Linked DNA regions of Homo sapiens: region 1 is linked to region 2. Evidence: chromatin loops called from intact Hi-C (ENCODE). Cell type or tissue: B cell. All regions are shown on one strand. Links, peaks and the distances in the headings refer to the core of each region. The heading gives the core; the rest is flanking DNA.

Region 1 (2,500 bases), core at 1-2,500, 83 kb before region 2:
CCAGAATGAATGTAGCCCTACTAACACCTTTGTTTTAATTAACATTATTTTTAATTGACAAATCTTAATTATATACATTTATGGGGTACAGTGTGATGTTCTGATATATGTATACAATGTGGAATGATTAAACCTGGCTAATAATTAACATATCTATCACCTCACTTATTTTTTTCTGGTGAAACATTTGAAATTTACTCTTATTTTGAGATACACAATACATTATTACTGAGTATAGTTAACCTACTGTGCAGTAGATCTCAAAACATTCCTCCTGTCTATCTGAAACTTTGCACCGTTTGACCAACTACCTATTTCCTTCCTTGCCCTCCCCACCAGCCTCTGGCAACTATTGTTCTACTCTGTGTTAGATTCCACGTGCAGTTTAAGTGAGATTATACAGGATTTGCATCTCTGTTTCACTTAGCGTAATGTCCTCCAGGTTCACACTTTGATTTTAGAGTAGACCTCCAGAACTATAAGTCAATAAATGTGTGTTGTTTAAGCCACTGCACTTATGGTGAGTTTGTTACAGCAGCAATAGGAGACACCAGGAAAGACCTAAGAAGCTCTCAGTCCTCATCCTTGTTTGTCTTTGAAACACTGTGCTGGCAGAAAGTAAATACTAAGATAGGGTTGTAAACTGCCTGCCTGCATGTAGGAGGTATGCTTCAGCATGCATACAGACCCCCTTTCCCAAAGGTAGCAAAGGCTAGGACACATAGTGGTTCAATGCATCTAAGGAAATCTCTGACCAATTATTGGCTGACAACTGAGCTAACCAATCAGAGATTTCACTGCCACACCTGACCAAGACTACAGATTTTACAGAATTAGTTTAAAGTGACCAAACAAACAGCAACAAAACAAACCCTGCTAAGGGGAGAGAATCTCATTTTTGGAGTTGTCCATTATATTATTTTATATGTCCAGTCTTTAACAAAGTTATGAGACACGGCAAGAAAGTATGGTTCACACATGGGGAAAACAGTAAAAAGGAACTGTCTCTGAGGAATACTGGCTATTGGACATACTAGGCAAAGACTTCAAAACAGTTATTTAAATATGTTCAAAGAACTAAAGGAAACCATATCTAAAGAACTAAGAGAAAGTGTGGGAATGAAATAGAAATCTTTAAAGAAATTAAACATTTAAAAAAGAATCAAGTAGAAATTCTGGAGTTAAAAAATGCAAGAACTCAAATGAAAACATCACTAGAGAGACTCAACACCAGATCTGAGCTGGCAGAAGAAAGTATCAACAAACCTGAAGATAGGTCAATTCACATTATCCAGACTGAAGAACAGAGGCAAGAAAAGAATGAAGAAAAATGAACAGAGTCTGAGATCTGTGAGATACCGTTAGGCATACTACCATGTGCATAATGAGAGTCCCAGAAAGAAAGGAAAGGAGAAAAAAGGAGGAAAACCGATATTTGAAGAATAATAGAAGACGTCCCAAATTTGATGAAAAACATTAACCTACATATGGATGGAGCTCAATGAACTCTAAGTAGAATAAACTCACAGAAATTCATATCTAGACACATCGTAATAAACCTGCCAATAAATATGGACAAAAAGTCTTGAAAGCACCAAGAAAGAAACAGTTCATTACATATAAGGAATTCCTCAATAAGATTAACAGCTGTTTTCACATCAGAAACCATGGACACCAAAAGGCAGAGGGATGACATAAAATAGAAAAAGACTGCCAGCCAGTTGTTCTTTGTACAGCAAAATTATTCTGTAAGATTGAAGAAGAATTTAAGACATACTGAGGCAAACAAAAGCCAAAATAACTTAGCATAATTGCCCTACATTAAAAGGAGTCCTTCAAGCTAAAATAGAAGGACACTAGACAGTAACTTGAATCCACATGAAGAATAATGTGAATAGAGTACTGCAAATATATAGGTAAATATGAAAGTCAGCATAAATGTATTTTTGTTTTTAACAAATGTTTTTCAGAAAATAGAGGAGGAAGGAACATTTTTAATGAACATTTCTCATTCTGTAAGGCCATTATTACCCTGATACCAAAATCAAACAAAAAACATCACAAGAAAGAAAAATACAGAATAGTATCTGTTATAAATACAGATGTAAAAATACTCAACAAAATACTAGCAAACATATCTAAAAACATGAAAAGGATTATACACCATGATCAATTGCAGTTTATTCCAGACATGCAGTGTTGGTTTAATATATGAAAATCAATTAATATAATACTACATATTAATAGAATAAAGGGCAAAACCGCATAATCATCCCAATAGAAGCAGAAAAGCAATTGACAAAATCCAACACCCTTTCATGAAGATAGGTCAATTCAGATTATCCAGTCAACAAACTGTCAATAGAAGAGAACTTTCTCAACCTGATAGAGGCATCATTAAGTAACGTATTACTTAATGATCAAATATGGAAAGCTGTTTCCGTATGATCAGGAACAAGGCAAAATTGTCCACTCTTACCACTTTACTCACTGAAAGTTC
Region 2 (7,396 bases), core at 60-2,559:
TAATACCATAAGATTATAAATTTTAGTATGCTTCTAATTGATACACTTGTGGGAGACTTTCTTGTGAAACTTTATGGACTAGTAAATGTTCACATTCCACAGCAACTGAATTGACCAGAAAATAGCAGCCCAGTGTGAATTGTGGAGAAACTATTTCTAACTTTTCTAAATAGTTATTTACAAGAAAAGCATTTATCGATTAAATAAATTATAAGCAATATTTCACATATACACTTTATTCCTTAACAGGAGCGATGTAATGAGGGAAAATACGAAGTCCGAAATCTCAAAAAGCTCTGTTACCTACTCTATACTTGTCTCCTTCCCGCCCCCTAATTTTGTGGCATTTTTTTTTTAGAAGGTAGGAGGAGGAGCTTTATTTTGAGCATCTGTGTACAAATGAGATTAATCAGATCATATGGCCTAATTTAACCTGTTTATCATTTCAGTGTTTTTAGATTTGATCTATAATATATATGTGTTATTAGATCTTTAGTTATTTATATTTAATCTAAATTCATATAGAAATCTTGCTGACAGTGGTATATAATTTGAAAACTGTTGGACCTGATCATTTTTGAGAGACAGTTAATGAGGAGGTGCTCTGGAATCAGATGACCTGGGTTTAAATCCCAGATTTGCCAGTTCAGCAGCATGATCTTGGACCCTAACTCTGCCGTGGATAAAATAAGGGTAAAACCTAACACACAGGGTTTAGGATTAAATGAGATAATACAGATAAAGCACTTAGGATAGTACCTGGAATACAGCAAATTTCAAATTATAGGTTCTTTATAATGATCATAAAATTATTTTTGTAATTAAAACCTCTCTTCTACAACAGAAAGAGGTCTTAACAGTTTAACCTCAGGGAAAATGATGACAACAGTGTTGTTTTCTAATCTCCCCATAAGAATACAGAGCAACTAGGATAGCCACAGACACTATTACAACGCTAGATGACAAGGTATCTCTATGAACTTCAAAATACAACTAAGTGAGGACAAACCACTGAACCACATAGTTTCAGTATCTGTGGGAGGAAGTAGAAGGAAGGCAGCTGGTTTCTGACAGCTCTGCAAATTGGAGAACTACAACACTGCCCACAGTTTCTCAACTACAAAGTGCAGCGGGCCAATCTAAGAACAGACACTGAAACTGGGAAGTGACTACAGAATCTCATTTGCAGATGAATGTTAAAGCAATATGATAAGGTCTGCTGATTGCATTAGAGCTGTCTGGGTTTTACGCTGTGTACCTCTTGAAGCTTATGAGACAAAGCCCAGCACTGAGGACAAACTTCTAGAATTAGAATCCAAATGGGCAGGATGGGTAAAATAGGACAAAGGAAAGAAGATCTAGATAAGTATTGGGAAGAAAGGCCAAGACACAGAGACATTATATATGTGTATTTTCATATATATATATATTCTTTTAAATCACTGTGAAAATGGGAGCTCTAAGGCTGTGAAGTCATCCTAGAGCCACTCCTTCCTCCTAAAAGTACAGAAAAACTCATTTCAGTTAAGGGGAAAAAAAGAGTAAGTGAGCCAGGATTACAGTCCAACTCCAGTCAAAGTTAGTATAAGAAATAAGAGAATAAATAGATCAACATCCTCACAGACAATGAAAGCACACCGGAAGGACATGACCACAAGACAGATAAAAACCTAATATTTGCCAAAAAATAAAATGCAAATATGACAGGAAATTTATATTAATTAGTACAGTTATCAATAAAAGTAGGAAAAGGGGAAAATTAACCAAGTACCAAACACTTGGAGTAAAAAGCAAAATAAAGCAGAAGGAAGGAATTAATAAAAGCAAAAAAGAATTACTAGTAGAAAACCAAAACAATAGAGGCAATAATAAATCCAAGTTGGTGATGGGTAGTGCGGGGAGTTGAGTCAGATAAACTACCAGCTAACCTATTTAAGAAAAAAAGGAGGAAGCACAAATACAAAAATTTAAATGACAAGGGGGAAATAGTAAAACAGGAAATTTGTTTAAATTGACTATTTTGAGCAATTTTACACAATAAATTCAAAAACTATTTTGAGAAAAATGCAAATTGCCAAAATTTACTCTAGGTAGATAAAGTCACAACAAACCAATTACCGTAGAAGAAACAAATAGTTAAAAGTACCCCTTACCAAAAGAAGCATCAAGCCCAGATTGTTTCAAGGGGATTTCTACCAAACCTTTTAAGATTAAATAATCCCATTCTTGCTTAAACAATTGCAGAGACTAGGAAAAGAATCTTGAACCTCAAAGTGCCAAAAAAAGAAAAAAAACAAATAAAGAAAAACTCCTGAATTCATTTTATAAAATGAATGTAATAGCATTGATTCAAAAACCTGACAAAGATGGTACCAAAAAGAAAATATAGAGCAATCTCATGAATATTAATAAAAAGTTTTAATGATAACATTAGCAAACAATCCAACAGCACTTTCAAAAGGTAATCATGACTAAGTTGGGTTTATTGTAAGAATGCAAGGGTAGTTCAATACTAGATAATCTGTTACTATTCATATTAAGAGTTAAAAAATATCTTCATCTTTGCAGAAAAGACATGATAGAATTGAGCACTCACTTATGTTAACTATACTAAGTAGAAATTGATGAATAATCTATTAACATTGTACCTCTACCTAAAAGCCAGCATCTTAAATTTCAAAGCAAAGGAGACTTTCCAGCTGAAGTCAGGAACAAGACATGCCCACTAACTCCTCTGCTACTTAACAATGTGTTGAGAGTTATAGCCAATGAAGTTAGACAAAATAAAGACGTGAATTGGAAAGGAAGAGGTAAAACTATTTGCAGATATGAATATGTATCTAGAAAGCCCAAAGGAACTTGTTGAAAAACTAAACAATAAAAGAACTTAGTAAAGTAGCTATTAAATACAATTTACATAAAAATATCAGTAGGCTTCACCAGACACAAGTGCATACTTTGATTCCATTTCGGTGAAGTTCAAAACAGACAGCATCTATGTATGGTGTCAGAAATCAGCACCCTCTTTCAGTCACTACCTCTCTTCCCAAAGGTAAGTGCTGTCAAAATTACCATCAATTAGTTTTGTCTGTTTTTGAATTTTATATGAGTGGAACCATATAGTATACATTATTTTTCAACTGGCTTTAACTCAGTAGGACTGAAAGAGGGTACAAGGGAGACTCTGCGGTGCTGGTAATGTTCTGTTTCATGATCTAGGTGCTGGTTACGTAGGTGCATTCACCTTATGAATATTTATCAAGCTGTATATGATTTGTGCACTTTTCTGTATGTATAATTATAGCTCAGTAAAAATGTTTACTAAAAAGAGTAACAAGACTATATATATATATATATATATATATATGTATGTATATGCAAACCTAAACTAGTTAGAAGATACTTGAAGAGAAGACCACCTTTGTGATAGCAAAAGTAAAAAGAAAACTTAATGTGTAAATTTAAGACACATCTAAAATCTGTATGAGGAAAACTAAAAAAACTCTTGAGAGGCAAAAATGTAGATTCCACCAAATGGAAAGATACATGATATTCTTAGATAGACAACATCAAAACATGTCTTTCCCCACTTAGGTTCATTTATAAATTCAGTGCCATTCCAATAAAAATTATATTGTTATTTGAGAGAACATACTAGAATAACCATGGAAACTGAAAAGAATTAGAGGGGACCAGCCATATCCGACACTAAAACATACTCTAAATCCTCCATGGCAGAAGCTATCAGAATTTTTTAAAGTGTGCACACTTTTTGGCCCAGATACTCTCTATCTATAGATTTAGCATAAAGAAACATGCAAATAGGCAATGATACATTTTCAAGGATCTCACAGCCACATTTTTGTAATTGTGAAAAATAAGACACATTATGATACATTTATGTAACTCAATACTATGCAACTGTTAAAGTATGGATATTGGAAGGCATTCGTAATGTTGAATAAATGAAAAGTTTTGTATTGGCACATAAATAGGAAGTCCAATGGAACAGAAGAGGAATTCCAGAAATAGACTCAGTGGCATTTAGAATACAGTAAAGGCAGCATCTCAAGTTAGTGAGAAAATGAACTTTTAAGTAAGTGCTATTGAGATTACTGGTGCTTAATTATTCAGATATTTACAATTTTAAAAAATATATAGCTTATTTCACTTTGAACCTTTTTTTAAAATGGTCATTTAGTTTTATAATTTAAAGAAAAATGATAGTTCTCTCCCCATCCCAGCCTATACTATACCCACAGCCTATACTTCCTGGAGGTAAACACCACTGTTGCATACATCTTTCAGACCTTTAATCTCTGTATATAGAGATATAGAAATAGAGAATATTCTTTAAATATCTGAACATTTAAGTATTACTCATCCCAATACAATATATACTTATACAAATAGATATATGTATGTATACTATACATAAAGATCTGAGGTACTAAATATTCCATGGTTTTTTTTCATTCAACAATGTATTATGAATGCCTTTCAATAGCCATACTTTAATAGTTGCATAGTATCACGTTGCATAAACATATTAGGTCAGTGCATAAGTAATTGCACTTTTTACCATTTTAATGGCAAATGAGGCACTGATTAATCAGTGCCTTATTTTTCACAACTACAAAAATATTGCTGTGAGATCCTTGAAAATGTATAATTGCCCATTTGCATGTTTCTTTAAATTTATAGATAAGGAATTACTGGGGCAAAAAGTGTGCACAATTTAAATTTGATGTTTTTGTTTTTGCCAAGCTGCTTTTTAAGAAGGTTGTACTAATGCACACTTTTATCTTGACACTAAGATTTTAAATATGATCAGAAAATGGGTTTCTGATAGTAAAACTGTCTACTTGTAATAATTGTGGCATTAGAAAAGACCTTTGTGGCTTCGTTCCTCAAACTCATTTACGAATTATAAATCTGAATTCCAAATATGAATTAACTCACACAAGATAAAGCTTTAACAGTTAGTAGCAGTACTGTAACTAGAGTGCATGTTTTCTGTCTCCAGAAATAACATTCTTTTTATGCCACATTTTTTTAACTGAGGTGATCATTCTCCACCCTCTTCTTTCCATGTTTTTCCATGTTTGTTCAAACTTTTCATTAAATATCTTGAGGCTCTAACTAAATTAAGGGTGGCCATTAAAATTGTATGTGGGATTCCCTGAACCAACTGGTAATGCACTACCAGCATATAAGGTGTCCTCATTAAAGCAGTTGGTGATTGGTACATGGGACCTCACTCATGTATGTTTGCATCTACTTGTGAGTCAAAAAGTTTTCTTAAAGTATAGGTGGGATCATGAAAGACATACAATTCACTGGAGAAATTGTGAAAAAGTAAAAGATTATGAATTTAGGCTCAAAGCCAATTTCCCTCTCATTTAATTCTACATGAGCAAGTCAAGGAGTTTGGTAGAGCTTTATGAAATCTCTAAAGATTGAAGGAAAACAATCACTAAAATCGATTTGATAAAGTGCAACTAAGTAGTATGCTAGCCTGTTAATGGATTTTCATCTTGTCATTTAAGTTTCAGCAATTGAGTACCACACTAGAACACCCACAAATGAGATTCTGTTACAGAGTATCTTTTTTCTACTACAGAACATACTGTAGACAGTTATTCAGTGGTTAACTTGTGGAAATAATCAGAAGATGCTTTTCACTTTTATGACTGGATATATTTTAATATTTATCATATTAAGAGAAACTTAGGTTACTTACAGCTCATAAACGTTGCTATGAACATCATTCATTTATTCACTTATTTATTTTTATGGTGTTCCTAGAAAGAATTTCCTGGACTAAAGGATTTATGCTTTAAAAATATTGGTAGTTACTGCCAAGAATTGCCATCCAGAAACAGTGTAGCCATTCATAAACTCAACAACAAGGTATGAGAGTGCCTGTTTCCTCATATCCTTTGTGACACCGGATTTTATCAAGCTTAAAGTTTTTTCATTCTAGGTGGGTGAAAATGGTATTCCGTTATTGATAATGTGTGGAAATCAAGTTCTAATAAGTTTGGGGGGAGGTTAATTCTTTATATGTGCTGTATGAATTAATGCCAACTGTATGCCTTTGAGAGTGAAATCAGAATAATGTCTCTCCACTAAAGCAGGACTTAGAGCACTAGTTTTCCAAATGTTGTCTACAGATGGAAACACTAGCATCACCTGGGTACTCGTTAGAAAGTGCAGATTCTCTGGCGGTACCTTAGACCTCCTGAATTAGAAACTCTGGGGGTAGGGTTAGACATTTGTGTTTTAAACAAGCCCTCCAAGTGGTTTCAATGCACATTCAAAGTTGAGAACCAATCACTGATAGAGAAAAAGCAGCTTGGGTAGAAACAGTTGATTATTTGCAAATTTATATTTTAAAAAGATAGGATTCTTAACAGTAAGCTCTTTATAATTCAACAATGTGATCTTTACTCCTACCCCCGAAAAACTAATATGATTTTAGTGTGTGGTAGCTGGATCGAAAACATAATAAATACTCAGATATGCAAAGAAAACGTTTTCTCAAATGGATTTCATTTTTATTTACCCATATCTTTGGCTATTAAGGGATGGGGGGAGGCTAAGGAAAAGGGCCATTTGAATGTGTTAGCTAACAATCTCAGTCTCTTCCGATTTCAGCAGTGTCTTTTTTTCCTGCTCCTTGCTGTCTGGGTATGTATGAGTCTTTGTGGGGCATGGGAGGGTCTCTGTTGCACACTGCTGCTCTGGTCTGGTCCCTGGACTGGTGCCTACTGAGGTGTCTGCTGCTAGTGTGGCCTTTTGAGGTGGGTTACTGTTTGCCTCTGATTTCAATTCTGTGGCCTCTTCACTCCGGTCCCAGGCCTCTTTCTATCCAACGGATCTTAGTGACTCCATGTCGGTATCCTCTGCTCTCCCCCACTTCCCCTCCCCATGCACATTTGCTATCTGGCAAATGCAGAAACTCTTAGATCTTGTTTATGCCCGAACACTGTCTCCTCTTCCTATAGCTACCTCCCTTCCCACCTTAATGCTACCTGGACACTCTGGATAGATAAGCCAAAAGTCTGATTCTTTTAGGACCGCACACAGCCTTTTCTAGGCTATGCCTGGAGAAGCAGGTCACAAGGCCACCCCACATTACCATGTCTAAATTTTAATTTTTAAGTTACAAATAAAACTAGCAAATTCTTATGTTCTATATTTTTAGGTTGGCAAATATATCTTCATAATGACAATTGAAAAAATAGCAAATCATATCAAATAACTGTGAATAGCACAAATTCAAAATTTACTGCATTTTCCACTCTAGGCCATGATTTGGCAGTGGCTGCTGCTGGGCTGGAGCAGAGTAGACAAAGGGAAGAGATTTCTCCCTGGCTTGTTGACTTGCCAG

What was found. Hi-C counts contacts between places; a loop is a spot of excess contacts. Peaks named below come from ENCODE experiments on the same cell type or tissue, not always from the same donor. Only the 100,000 strongest peaks of a DNase experiment are listed, where the experiment ranks them.
Region 1: it touches region 2 in a loop (3-fold over the local background); 1 of 110 quality-filtered maps calls a loop at or near these places.

The regions. Positions count from the first base shown.
Region 1 is chr5:115,291,009-115,293,508 of GRCh38, reverse strand. The region is part of intron 1 of CCDC112 (coiled-coil domain containing 112); the gene reads left to right. Among named protein-coding and RNA genes, the nearest start is that of CCDC112, 4.4 kb to the left of the region's middle. In B cell, for the core only: no CTCF peak of the experiment used is centred there; no DNase peak of the experiment used is centred there.
Region 2 is chr5:115,203,152-115,210,547 of GRCh38, reverse strand. PGGT1B (protein geranylgeranyltransferase type I subunit beta) reads left to right here. Exons shown (of 9, transcript NM_005023.4): 9 at 1-6,536. Among named protein-coding and RNA genes, the nearest start is that of TRIM36, 37 kb to the right of the region's middle. RefSeq lists a silencer at 1,180-1,289. In B cell, for the core only: no CTCF peak of the experiment used is centred there; a DNase peak (open chromatin) is centred at 1,117; H3K27ac peaks cover 553 bases.